Regions from separate parts of the Homo sapiens genome. Here region 1 is linked to region 2. The links are chromatin contacts, found by Hi-C or POLR2A ChIA-PET in ENCODE. All regions are on one chromosome and are shown on one strand. Each heading gives the region's core, a stretch centred on a gene start or an enhancer-like site at or near the end of the contact. The rest is flanking DNA. Distances are from core to core; before and after follow the strand shown.

What was found. Hi-C counts contacts between places; a loop is a spot of excess contacts on that map. ChIA-PET counts read pairs that join two places held with the same protein, here RNA polymerase II (POLR2A). Pooled maps may share reads with other maps.
Region 1: a map of Caco-2 shows a loop between it and region 2 (5-fold over the local background). The contact joins two enhancer-like sites. A Hi-C loop is called at or near these places in 6 of 168 maps with a recorded cell type or tissue (Caco-2, aorta, gastrocnemius medialis and 2 more) and 2 of 50 pooled maps. POLR2A ChIA-PET finds 5 or more read pairs at or near these places in 10 of 52 experiments (AG04450, Caco-2, H1 and 7 more).

What each region holds. Positions count from the first base shown.
Region 1 is chr17:61,233,407-61,240,490 of GRCh38, reverse strand. The region is part of intron 22 of BCAS3 (BCAS3 microtubule associated cell migration factor); the gene reads right to left. Among named protein-coding and RNA genes, the nearest start is that of BCAS3-AS1, 100 kb to the right of the region's middle. Within about 2 kb of position 4,575, at least 6 of the 41 ENCODE cell types and tissues checked have a DNase peak (open chromatin) inside an H3K27ac peak, as active enhancers do.
Region 2 is chr17:61,199,212-61,205,922 of GRCh38, reverse strand. All of the region lies in intron 22 of BCAS3 (BCAS3 microtubule associated cell migration factor), which reads right to left. Among named protein-coding and RNA genes, the nearest start is that of BCAS3-AS1, 67 kb to the right of the region's middle. Within about 2 kb of position 5,407, at least 6 of the 41 ENCODE cell types and tissues checked have a DNase peak (open chromatin) inside an H3K27ac peak, as active enhancers do.

The DNA of each region.
Region 1 (7,084 bases), core at 3,326-5,825, 35 kb before region 2:
TTAGTAGAGATGGGGTTTCACCATGTTGGCCAGGCTGGTCTCAAACTCCTGGCCTCAAGTGATCCACCCGCCTTAGCCTCCCAAAGTGCTGGGGTTACAGGTGTGACCCACTGTGCTTGGCCCCACTTGTTCCTTTTTAATATCATGGTATAGTGAAAAGAATATGGACCTTGGAATCAGAGAAACCTGAGTTCAAAGCCTGTCCCTACCACTTATCTTCTCTTAGGCTGTTTTTGAATCTGTGAAATAAAAATACTATTCTACCCGCCAGGATGGTTGTAAGTAGAAGAAATTATGTCTGTAGAGTGCCTAGAGGAGTGCCTATGATAGAGCAGGCATTCAATAAATGGTAGCTCCTCCTCCTGCTGCTGCTGCTGCTGCTGTTGAGACAGCATGGTTACAGATCTCAAACATCTACAAGATGCTTTTCTCTTCACCAAAACACCTGTCACCAGGAGAATGTAAATGCCCACACAGAAAACCCCAATCAAAATATTTTTATCACACATATATTTAACATTCAAGTGCAGAACTTTTAGGGCTGAGAACTTCCAACACAACAATTATGGCTTCACATACCTGAGTGTTCTTTTAAAAAAATATATTCACATTTAAAAGGTCAAGTTGTAAAGCCATTTGATTAAAATAGTAATAAAAAAGTAAACATTAACTCACAATTTCTCCTTTGGTCTTTACTATTCCAACTGGTATCAACTCCAGAATAAGTTGCACCTTAAGACATTTTAGGATTATCTTGATTAAAATCTTTAAGTTCTTAATTTTAAGTAGGAAAAAACTAATCTCTGAAAGCCAACTTTAATACTTTTAGCATGATCTAGATCTTAACAGTTGCATGTTATCCTCTGCTACTCCTAAAACATTAACACATTGAAACATGATCACTCAGAGTAAATGAAGTTCTCTTTTTATATTAATCTTGGAGCCACTGATAAAATGCAAATGATTAACGTCAGAAAGAAAGAATTACTCATCACTAGACCAAATTTCCAAAAGCTTCATAAGTTACAGAAAGCGTTCACAAAGGTTTCAGAACTATCTGCTAGAGGCTTTGCAAATTGAATTAAAAACAAAACAAAAAACCCCAAAACAAAAAGCTGAAAATCTGTAGAGCTAATCATTATTTCAAACTCAGGCTTTCCTCTTGGATATATAACTATCTTTGATGGTACTGCTATAAAAACTAAGATCTTCTCTTCAAATCTGATATGCAGAGAATCTGTTCTAACCCAAACTAAATAAAGATGTTGGTGCCAATCAACTCCTACTATCTATACTATGGTAACCTGCTATTTTATTCCTTTTTGCTTTTGCATTTCAAAAATGAGCTCACTAAATCAGTACCTGATTGTCTCCTGAGAACTGTGAATGCCAACCTACCTGGCACACCTAGGAAAAACTGGCTCAAAGGTATGCTATATTGCTTCTATTGCTAAAAATATACACGAACAAATTAAAAAAATCTTAGGTACCCAAGCATTTTGGACTTCTGTTTGCTTGTCTGGACTATCTGCAATATCCATTTCGATTTTTGCTATTTCTAGCCATGAAGCCATCACAGGAGGTTAGCCTCAGGGCCCTGAGAGGAAATTTGGCTTCCACCTCTGGGACACACGTTTCAGTGCTTATGTCTGACTGACCCTGCCAATCACCCCTCCCAGAAGCCACAAGCCTGGCTTACAATAACAGAGTATATCAAAGAGGACAGGAAAGAAAACAAGACAGCAGCAGGGTCAGCAGAGGATAAGAATACGGTGAAGACACCCCGTGGAAACTGGGAAATGGAGAGCCATACACCAATGGTAGCAAATGTGTCGCTCAGAAAAAGCAAGGCCATAAAGACATAAGACCTGCCAAAGCCAGCTCTGCACTACCATAAATCACTGTCAGAAATAGCTATGAGGGCAGATTATCTCATTATGATGGAATTGGTCAAGCAGAAATACTCTTGTGCCTGGGTGTGGTGGCTCACAACTGTAATCCCAGCACTTTGGGAGGCTGAGGCGGGTGGATCACGAGGTCAGGAGTTCGAGACCAGCCTGGCCAACGTGGTGAAACCCCATCTCTACTAAAAATACAAAAATTAGCCAGGTGTGGTGGCAGGCGCCTGTAATCCCAGCTACTCAGGAGGTTGAGGCAGGAAAATCGCTTGAAACTGGAAGGCGGAGGTTGCAGTGAGCCAAGATCATGCCACTGCGCTCCAGCCTGAGCAACAAGAGCGAAACTCCATCTCAAAAAAAAAAAACCCGAAAAACTGCCAGGTGTGGTGGCGGGTGCCTGTAATCCCAGCTACTCAGGAGGCTGAGGTAGGAAAATCGCTTGAACCCAGGAGGTGGAGTTTGCAGTGAGCCAAGATTGTGCCTCTGTACTCCAGCCTGGGCGACAAAAGTGAAACTCTGTCTCACAAAACAAAAACAAAAACAAAACTCTTGTTCATACAAAGTTATAACCCGTATATTTAAACCAACTCAGGGTGGTGATCATAACTGTATCTTCTCCAACATAAAAATCACCCCTGTAAAGCAATTCTCTTTACCATCATCATCCAATTCAGGAATATGGGTGATCCATTAGAGTCAAGCTTCCTGCCTCCATATAAAAATATGGCTAATCTATTTTGCATTATGATCATAAAGTCAGCCAATTTAAAAGGAATAGAGAGTAATACAAAAAGCAGTTAAGAGCTGGGGGTCTACGGTCAGTCCAGATTTCAATCGTGACTCTGCTGCTTATGGGCTGAGCAGTCTTGGGAAAGTTACTTCGTTTCTCTGAGTCTCTATTTTCTTCCAGAATTATTTTGAGTATTCAGTGTCCCACGTACTGTATCCAGAGCTGGTTCCTGCCAGTGGATTCAGGGTCTTGCTGACTTCAAGAATGAAGCTGCGGACCTTCGAGGTGAGTGTTACAGCTCTTAAAGGTGGCAAGGACCCAAACAGTGAGCAGCCACAAGATTTATTGTGAAGAGCAAAAGAACCAGCTTCCACAGCCTGCTAGGGGGCCTCAGTGGGTTGCCGCTGCTGGCGGGGATGGCCAGCTTTTATTCCTTTATTTGTCCCCACCCATGTTCCGTTTCTGTCCTATCAGAATGCCCTTTTTTCAATCCTCCTTGCGATTGGCTACTTTTAGGATCCTGATTGGTGCATTTTACAGAGCACTGATTGGGGCATTTTACAGAGCACTGATTGGTGTGCTTTACAGAGCGCTGATTGGTGCATTTTACAATCCTTTGCTAGCTACAGAGTGCTGATTGGTACATGTTACAATCCCCTTGCTAGCTGCAGAGTGCTGATTGGTGTGTTTTACAATCCTCTTGTAAGACAGAAAAGTTCTCCAAGTCCCCACTCTACCCAGAAGTCCAGCTGGCTTCACCTCTCAGTATGGTAACCTTTCAATACATGTTAACTTATTATTATTTGACAGCTATGTAAAAAAGATAACTTTTTAATGGCTTCCTCTTGCTTTACCAAAGGAAGTCCACTCTCAGGCCTGGCATCCTAAGTCCGCTATGCAGAGGCTATTCTACTTTTTCAGTCTTCTCTTTTATTACCTCCCTTCACATCCAGGATCCAACTTTCCTGCCTCCAATTTTTCCTTTGTGTTGTTCCTGCTGCATAAAACCACTTTTAGAGCCACATTTAAAGATTCAATCCTACTTTCCCACAAAGTCAGCTCAAATCATACCTTCTCCAAAAAGCCTTTTTTTTTTTTACCTTCTCCATCATCCCTCCACTTACAACATTTTGAAACCTATTTACAATTGACTACTTTATACCATCTTTTTATAGCCATTTGTATATAAGTAGAGTACTAACACAGGGCTTTGTCCATAGTAACACTTAATAAAGGTTACAGTGGCCGGATGCGGTGGCTCACGCCTGTAATCCCAGCACTTTGGGAGGCCGAGGCGGGTGGATCACGAGGTCAGGAGATCGAGACCACCCTGGCTAACACAGTGAAACCCCGTCTCTACTAAAAATACAAAAAAATTAGCCAGGCATGGTGGCGGGTGCCTATAGTCCCAGCTATTCAGGAGGCTGAGGCAGGACAATTGGTTGAACCTGGGAGGCAGAGGTTGCAGTGAGCTGAGATCACACCGCTGCACTCCAGCCTGGGTGACAGAGCGAGACTCCATCTCAAAACAAAAAATGTTGTTAAAGTAACGAATAAATAAAAATTATTATCTCCAACATAAGATCTAAGAAGAAGAGCAACTTGCCCCTGTCCTCCCACTTTCCTACAGAACACCACGAAAATGCCACTGCCTCATGAACTCTGACAGGAGTGGGGACAGATGTTGCCAGGATTCTGACGTATGATAGCTGGCACTTTTCTGTTTGCACCCAAGGAGTTAAACTGAGTCCTGCGGAGATAAAAATCTCTGGTTTTATTGTGCAGTAAGGCTGCCTGACAAACGAAGATCCAGCTGCAATTGTAACATTCCAAGCTCACAAGGCACCAAGTTTTACTAACTATAATTTAACTGGTCCGACTGCTGCAGTCCAAATTCTTGTTTGGATAATCAGCCTTTGTTTGAGTATGTTCAAAAACAGCACAGGCTAGCATTCGCCTCTGGGTATGTCATGTGAGCTGATTACCCTGTGGCTCCCAGTAGCAGAAACTCCTAGACAAGAGGAGGATTATTTTCCTAGTATTACTGTTAAGCTAACATATAATCAGTCCTTTTCCCCCAGTCTCCACATCTCTTTTGCAGCCTCCCTAACCATTTTTTTCCCTTGTCTTTCTTTCTCCTTCTTCTCCTTTTTTTTTTTTTTAAACAATTCAAAAGTCTTCTTTCCAAGTTCAAACAAAGTTTAAAGGTGAAAAGGTCAAAAGCTTCATGGCTGGCGCTGTTTAGAAAGAGGTAGCACTAACGGGGGTCTCCAGCTCAGCATCCACTAAAGGCTCAGGAATCTCATATTTCACTGTACTTCTGTACTACGTAGTCACCTCACAATCTGTTTGGAATGAAATTAAGCCCTTGTTAATAAATTTGAACATAAGAGAATAATAACTCTACCTGCTAAACAAGCACATTCATGCATAAGCAACTCGAGTGGCTCAATCATCTGTCAAATATCGAAATTCTCAAAACTGTACATTTTCATTGAAGGTTACTTGTTTGAGATCTTCCCAGGCTGCCTGTCTGCAAGTCTTAGACTATAACTAGCCAAGAAGGATTCTGGAAACTACACTTATCCGGTCCTTCAGCCTTCACCTGGCCACTCTTTTCAAAGAGACCAAATGAGTTGACACATTTAAAGTGCTTAGGACAGGCGGGGGGCAGACAGCCAGGCGTGGTGGTTCACGCCTATAATCCCAGCACTTTGGAAGACCGAAGTGGGCGGATCATCTTAGGTCAGGAGTTTGAGACCAGCCCGGCCAATGTGGTGAAACCCTGTCTCTACTAAAATACAAAACTTAGCCAGGAGTGGTGGCGTGCGCCTATAGTCCCAGCTACTCGGGAGGCTGAGGAAGGAGAATTGCTTGAACCCAGGAGGTGGAAGTTGCAGTGAGCCGAGATCATGCCACTGCACTCCTCCCTGGGTGACAGAGCGAGACTCCGTCTCAATAAATAAATAAATAAGTAAATAAATAAAGTGCTTAGGACAAAGCCTAGTGCTTTGTGAGGAAATGTGAAGTTGAGAGAAAATGCGAAGCAGTACTATGATTTTTTTTTTTTTTTTTTTTTCTGGAAAAAGCCTGAGCCAGAGGGTATAGTTCTAACAGTCAGTGGGAAGACTGCTGGCTGGAAAAGGCCCTGGCGCAGGACAGGCAGGAATGACTAGCTATAGGTCCATGGGTTGGTGAAATGCTGCACAGTGGGAAATGAAGTGAGCTCTAAGCTGGTCTGGAACTGTAGGTGTTAATCTGCTTCTAGCAGCTCCTGAATTGCTAGAGGGAAGCCCACCAAAGGAGAAGGAAACTCCTCTCCCTGGGAGGGAGGTCTATTGATTTTGCAATTAACAACAGCAAAGAAACACATTCTGAAACTTTTCCTAGAAGGCTCAGAATTTAATCCTATACAACAGTTTAGTATTGAATCTGCAAGGTCTTGGCTGAGATGACAGGTGGAAAACAGAGTACTTCAGACCTGGCTCCAGTCAGAGAGAGGGACAGGAGTAATCAGGAGTAATCACTCTAGGCCAAAATTGCAACCTGCTCAGCAATGGTGTAGGAATGTAGGATTTGAGGAAGGAGAGGAAGGAAGAAGAGAGAGCTGTATCCTAGTACTCAGTGGGAAGCTTAGAAAGTGAGCACTAATGGTTGCAGATTTATCATTTACTTCCCCATTCTGCATTCTTGCTCCATGCATTCTGGGACAGAGGAAGGGGGTTTCTATTGTGAATTTCTGTAACTTCTAATAGTGCTATGTTTAGACCAGTACTAATCTTTAATATCAATGAATGGCACCCTCTACTAGCTTAAATCATTCTGCAATTTAGAACCACTTTTTTTGCTCCATGATGTGGGTACTAAGTGAAAAAAAAAAAAACCAAACCTGATATTAGTAATACTCAATTCACATTAATTAGAATAATGGATGGAATGCCACAGCTGGAAGACCTCTTAAAGAAAGCTCAACTAGACAGGAAAGAGCCTCAGGGGCCAGAACTGAAGCCAGAGAGAGATTCTCCCTGTGCCCTCCATTAACCAAAGCATCTCCTCTTGTATCTGTTTTATAGATTGGGGTCCTGCATAAAATTTTATTAGAAAAAGAGTTCTGTGCTTAGGAAGGTGAATTGAGAAGGGAGGTTTGACGAAGAGCTAGCCTAATCCATGCTTTCATTTTTAAGTAAAAGAAACATGAGACAGGAAGATTGTGACTTATCCAAGGTCCCTCAGTGAATCAGAGACAGGGTTAAGGCAAAAATACCTCTCCAGTCTTCAAGTTCGGTATATGCTTCATCTCCAAATCAAGTCTACTGGCTCCACCTTTCAGGGAAGCCCTTCATTTACTGTGTTTTGATCACAAGACAGCAACTTAAAAAGAAGCATTTCTTAGAAATATTTAGCACAATAACTCAAATTAACAATCATTTTTAGATCTGGACGATGAACCAATACA
Region 2 (6,711 bases), core at 4,158-6,657:
TTCCTAACTAAGCAAAAGGGCTGTCTTTTTGGTTGTGTTTGCCTTATCTTTTGCTCCCGAAACAGTTTCACACCCTAAGAATACAATGACTATTCACCTATTCAGTCCTTGCCTGGCAAAACTAGGTACACTCTGCGGCTCCTACAAAGCTTCAGAAACTTTAAATTAGCCATTTTAAGACTAAATAGAGTGGGAAAAGCATGCTGGGCAAGAGTCTAAGGAACATAAAAGAAGCATATCCTCTGATGAGGAGCCCTTTCTCCTGCTCTGCTTCACTCCAGACCAACGGCAGGGTTAGGAGGCGCTACAGCATGTGGTAGCAATCACACAGACCAATTTGTTCTGAGTATGTCAAGGTCAATGACATTATGGCTGAGGAGACTGTCTTGAGTCCTGGAAGTCTGCAATAGTTCCTGAATGTCACACAGGATCACCTAAGGTGTTTGTTTGCCATTTCCTTGATATTAGCTCTCTCAACAGCTATCTTTCTTGTAGAATTAGAAGTATGCAGAAATGAAAATACCTCATTCTGGTGGTCTTCTGTTGGTCAACAAATAAATGGTACTGATGTTGACAATGTGGGAGGCCCACCAGGAAGTCCAGCTGTATATGCTGAAATGTAACCAGTTTTCCTTCCTAAAACATATTTTATCAGTAAACTATTCTCTGGCTGTATCCAATTTAGGATATATTCTGTCTGTTCTGGCTCTAGAAGACAGAAAAGGAGGAAAATAAATAATGCCTTTTTTTTTCTTTCAGTTTCAACCTTTTTTTCATAGGTAGAAATGAGAAAAATAATACTTCTTACTTAGTGTGGACCAAAAGTTAGCTTTTGATTGCAGATGGAATCGGCCTCCCTAAATTTTTATCCTGTCATTCTTTAATTTTTTTTGAGACAAGGTCTCACTCTGGCACAATCATGGCTCACTGCAGCCTCAACCTCTCTGGGCTCAGGTGATCCTTCCACTTCAGCCTCCTGAGTAGCTGGGACTACAGGTATGTGCCGCCACGCCAGGCTAATTTCTATATTTTTTGTTGAGAAGGTGTTTTGCCCTGTTGCCCAGGCTGGTCTCGAACTCCTGGCCTCAACTGATCTGCGTGCCTCAGCCTCCTAAAGTGCTTGGATTACAGACATGAGCCACCATGCCAGGCCAATTCTTTAATTTTTTGTCGAGTTTTTCTAAATGCTTATTAATAAGTTCCAAGGCAGTTTTTCATTCTCCGCCAAGGTAAAGACTGAGCAATTAATGGGAATGAGATTTAAAGAAAAACGAAAACAAAAAAACCCTGGTACTGTGTTTTCAGAGGCAATTATATTCTAGAAATATTTAATAAAGGGGCTATAAATTCTGTTTTTAAGAAAGTTACAATGATGAAGCAACAACACATTTTGTTATTTTTAACATGGGTATTTCAGCTTAAAAAATATTCCACTCAATGTTTCCCAAATTCAATTTTTCACATAATGCGCAGTCAAATATGAATGTGGGAAAAAAAGACAAATCCAAACATAGAATATTATTTTCAAAAAATAGTGAACTAAATGTAAAGGTCCCGTAAAATGTGATATCTAGAATCTTCTGAACTCGTTCACATGACCTTCATTCTATTTATAGAAATGCAGCAATTCCCATTTGAATACAGAGCAATACCTTGTAGGAGAATTTGGTTTAGCACAAATAAACTTGAGAAAAGTGTTGACTTAAAAATAAAACACTGAAAGAGGAGGGAGAGTTTCTCTCCCTCTGTGAAAATTTCCGGAAAAGTTGTAAACAAAGGCAGGTTTGGCTCAGAGACTGAGTGACTCTGGTGAGCTGAGGAGGATGAAGAGTGTATCAAACCTCCCAGAGCGAGGAAACATTTGTAAAACAGTTAGTAAATCACAGGCGGCTAGGGTCACCAGGCTGAACAACCCGAGGACAGGCTGCCAAAACCCCAGCTGTGAAAGAAGGGGGCCGGGCACTGCCTCCCAGCTTGAACCCCATTTTGAATGATCTCTTGGTTCCATTCTCTGCCCTTTGCCTCTGTCACTTCAGAGCTCTGATAGCAATGCAGTTAATTAGCTCTGGGGCAGGGGCAGTGCTGACTGTCCCAACTGAGTGCCAAGGAGAGGACACTCGTATACTGAAAACATTCTCTGCAGAGTGACACTGATTGAGCTTTTGGTCTCGGGGACAAGGCTGAAAGTTCCAGCTGGGAAGAAAGAATCACACTCAACCTGAAACAAAAAAATGGTTACAAAGATGAACGGAAGGCAAAATATGTAGCTCAAAGTTTCCACGAATTTAAAAATATCAAGTGTTTTTTGATCACTTTTCTCCCTAACTAGTCTGTAATACATCTGTTGTTCTTTTCCTGATTTTACAGAAATGGCAATGTGGAAACTGTTAAGTTCTTCATAAACTATCTTTTTGGTTCCCCTCTTATCCCCCAGAAATCAGGAAGACAAAATAAAAATTGTAATGAAGCCCAGGCGCGGTGGCTCACACCTGTGATACCAGCACTTTGGGAGGCCGAGGTGAGCAGATCACAAGGTCAGGAGTTTGAAACCAGCCTGACCAACATGGCGAAACCCTGTTTCTACTAATAATACAAAAATTAGCCAGGTGTGGTGTCGGGCACCTGTAATCCCAGCAACTCGGGAGGCTGAGGCAGGAGAATCATTTGAACCCAGGAAGTAGAGGCTGCAGTGAGCCAAGATCGTGCCATTGTACTCCAGCCTGAGTGACAAGAGTGAAACTGTCTCGAAAAAAAGAAGAATAAAAGAGAAGTCTTGAAATTGTGAGGGGAAAAAACTATTCCCTTTTAGATCTAGGAGCTACACATAAATAAATAAAATTTAATGTAACTTAAATAATTTTTTTGAAGAGAGAGCTAGTGCACAGTAAACTTCTTCAGCAACCACACAAAATTTAATATTAGCCCTAATTCACAGCAGAGGAAGACTACTTTCATCACTGCGCTGATACTACAACCTGTCTAGAAAAAATTCAGTACCTTGATTACCTACATTAAAATAGGGCAAATACATAAGGGGAATCTTTACTTAATTGACTTAATCTATGAGATATTTAGGCTATTTATTTCTACGATTGACTCATCATCTTTTTTCTTTTGAAAACTCAGACCATCTGAGAACAACAAGACATGCTTTTGAGTTGTTTTTCTGAGTCAGATATACTCTTAGCTCATCTCATATTCTTCTGACAATGGCAGGCTAATGGTGATGCCATTTAATTCTCAGCTTTTCTTTGTAAAATATTAACTTGGCCTATTCTGAGATCAAACAAGATTTTGGGCTCAAAGGCATCATATTCTAACCAATGGAGTAGTTAGCCCAGACAGCTCCTTTAGAAGAAACACAAGTAAAATAAGAAGAAAAGTAAACTCGACCATTAAAAATTAAATAAGTAATATTTTAAAAAAAAAAGAAAATGAGGAGGGGAAAAAGGAAAGTAAACTCTTTGTTGAGAGTGTTAAGGCTTCAAGGGAGTTAAGAAAAGCATGGGCATTGAAGCCAGATCTTGGGTTAAAATCCTCATCCCAACCTTATTCGCTGTGATAGATTGCGCAAATCGTTTCAGATCTCATCAGTTTCCTCATCCGCAAAATGGGGAGAAAAATCACCACCTTTTTGGGTGCCTGTAGTCCCAGCTACTCAGGAGGCTGAGGCAGGAGAACGGCGTGAACCCGGGAGGCAGAGCTTGTAGTGAGCTGAGATCACACCACTGCACTCCAACCTGGGAGACAGAGCGAGACTCCATCTCTTTAAAAAAAAAAAAAAAAAAATCACCACCTTTCTGAAAGTACCTGGAATAGTGTCTGGCACATAAAAATTACAAAAAAAAAAAAAAAAAAAAAAAGAGGCCGGGCACAGTGGCTCACACCTGTAATCCCAGCACTTTGGGAGGCTGAGGTGGGAGGATCACGAGGTCAGGAGTTTGAGACCAGCTTCATCAACATGGTGAAACCCGGTCTCTACTAAAAATAACAAAAACTAGCCGAGCGTGGTGTCACATTCCCGTAATCCCAGCTACTTAGTAGGCTGAGGCAGGAGAATCACTTGAACCCGGGAGGCGGAGGTTGCAGTGAGCCGAGATTGCGCCACTGCACTGCAGCCTGGGCGACAGAGCGAGACCCTGTCTCAAAAAAAAAAAAAAAAAGTTAGTTTCCTTTCCCTTACCTTTCTCCCTCACTGGAAAGTACAGAAAAGGCTTTTTTAAAAGCCCATGGATTTTTCAGATTGAACGTGGAACGTACTTCACGAAGGGGGTCATGGTACCCTCTCTCACCATTAACCACAACCTGAGCAAACTCGCTAGGGCTTCCAGTCTCTCACCTCCTCCAGCACCACATTTGTTATAGTCTAAGCCAGAAGGACTCTTTCAGCCTCAAAGAAGAGAGTGTATCCCCCAAAATAAATGAACATGACTCAAACTTTGGATATTTAGCTATTTAAACATGTTGCTCACAGCTCATGTTCCCAGCTTAAGGAATTCCTCTTGGATCCTTTTTCCAGTGGCAATGGATGGTTTCCACATTACATTCTTTGCCCGCTTATGCAGCTGGCAAGCCTGATAAAATCAAAACAAATTCACAACAAATACACACATAAACACACACACTTCAGTGCTCTTGTGAGTCAGGCAAGTGGGTGATTTCCATGAGATGGAAGTATGATTACTGTCTGCAGGCCTCCTCATTCGTTCTGACTTTGCCTCTAGCAGATACCTGCGAATGCCAGGTAGTCTGCATTTAAGGAGAAATATTCCTGTCATTGTTTGGTTTTAGGTTCGGGTTAAAATGTATTTATTTCAACATTATCTTAATGTTTTAAAAGAGACCTCCTAATTTTTATGGAATGAAAAGACAACTGTATGACCTATAATTCTTTTTTTTTTTATATATACTATTTGTCCTTTCTTGCTCTGTCTGGTAAATGGGTAAACAGTGCTTTCTGAGTATGAATTAAAAATAAACACCTGTCCTGACTCAGGGCTGCTAACTTGGCTTTAAAATCCTATGAGGGTTTTTATTATTTCTAATGGAGACTGTTTGGATGAGGCAGGAAAGAGGAAAGGTAGCCCATCAAAAAAGTACATTTTCCAATTCTATTTGGAATTTCAGTACAATACTTGATTATTAGGCTCAAACAGGTTAACTGTACCTGATCCTATGGGTGTGGCAAAGAAACAAAATCCAAATTTTGGCTGAAACAGAAGCAAGATAATAGTAAAAAGATACTAATATAATAAGAGAGCCAGCCAAACAGCTGAGGATACCTCACTACCACCCGCATTGATAATCAAAAGAAATACGCTCTAGTCCTAATGCCTCTTCAGTAGGAATGTTTCGGAGGCTGAACGATCAGGATCCAGGAGGCTAACATTCCACACCAGCTCGGTCATTGATTTACCATACGGCCTTCGGCAAGCCGAGGGCCCTTTCTGAAGCTCAGGTTCCTTTATTATGAAATAAGAATAATAATCTCTCCTTTACCAAGTTGCTATGGCTATAAAATAATAAATAATGCTTTGTCAATAGTAAGTGCCAAATTGATGTTAGTTGTCACTATTATCAAACAGTGTACTGCCCAGTAAGGCAAGAATAATAAGCTAACTAACTAATTGTATTAATATTAATCTCCTTCTCATTCGCTCAGACCACTCTGACTCCTTCTGATGTCTCAAGCAAGCTGCCTTTGGGACCTGAATAAAAACTTTATCACTAAGTCAACAGTAAGTTCTAAGTTGGTTTTGTTTTGTTTTTTATAAAGAGGATAAGAAATGAAGGGGGGCAACTTCAAACTGGCTTAGACAGGATGCTGTAGTTTTGCTAAATTTTTCCCAAGCATGTTTCTATTTAAAATCATCTTTTTGGATTATTCTGGAAGAAAGGGTAACTTATCTCATCCAAAATTGGTGTTTCCAATTTCCTTATATAACAAGGCTTGAATGTTGTGGAGGAAGTAGGCAAAAACTAAAGAACCAAGAAAGATCAAAAAGCAAGAGACCTATAACCCGTAAGGTTAAGAGGTTATGACCCTAGGGCCCTGCAGTAAGGTGGATGTCTAGAAAGACATTTTCAGGTAGTTTTAAGCAAACTAACTTTACCGGGCTTTTGGAAAAGGGATAGAGATAGGATCTATTGCTGAGGACAACATTCCTGGCATGAATACGCTTACAAAGATCATAGGGATCCTATCAAAATTAAGCTGTCACTGCTGTTTGAGAAGGGAACTATGGTATTAGTAATTCATTACCCTTTGTGTTCACTGTTCAAAGTTAACATTGTCCACCTTGCAAGTATTTCTTGAATAACTTGTTCATCACAGTTATTATCCCAGTTCTAACCTTTCACAAGGTGCAGTCAGGGCACAAATTAGAAGGGAAAAAAATATGTGATTAGATAATAAAAATGAATCACATACACCTAAACAATGGTGTCACATTCTAAATTTGGTTGTGATAGCTACTATTTGCCTTTAAACTAGGGGAGGTAATTTGTAGTCAGTATGATGTCGAGTTGTCTTTACTGTAACACCATGCACTAGGTGCCCACCTGTGTTTTTCTAATGTTTGACAGGGAAGCAGTTGTAGCTGTGGCAGTGTAGAGAGGAAAGAGTAAGGCTGGCTGGCAGCATATACATTCTACACAACAGAACAGATAAAAACATGCATTTTGTGGTTCTACATGGTATACAGTAGACAG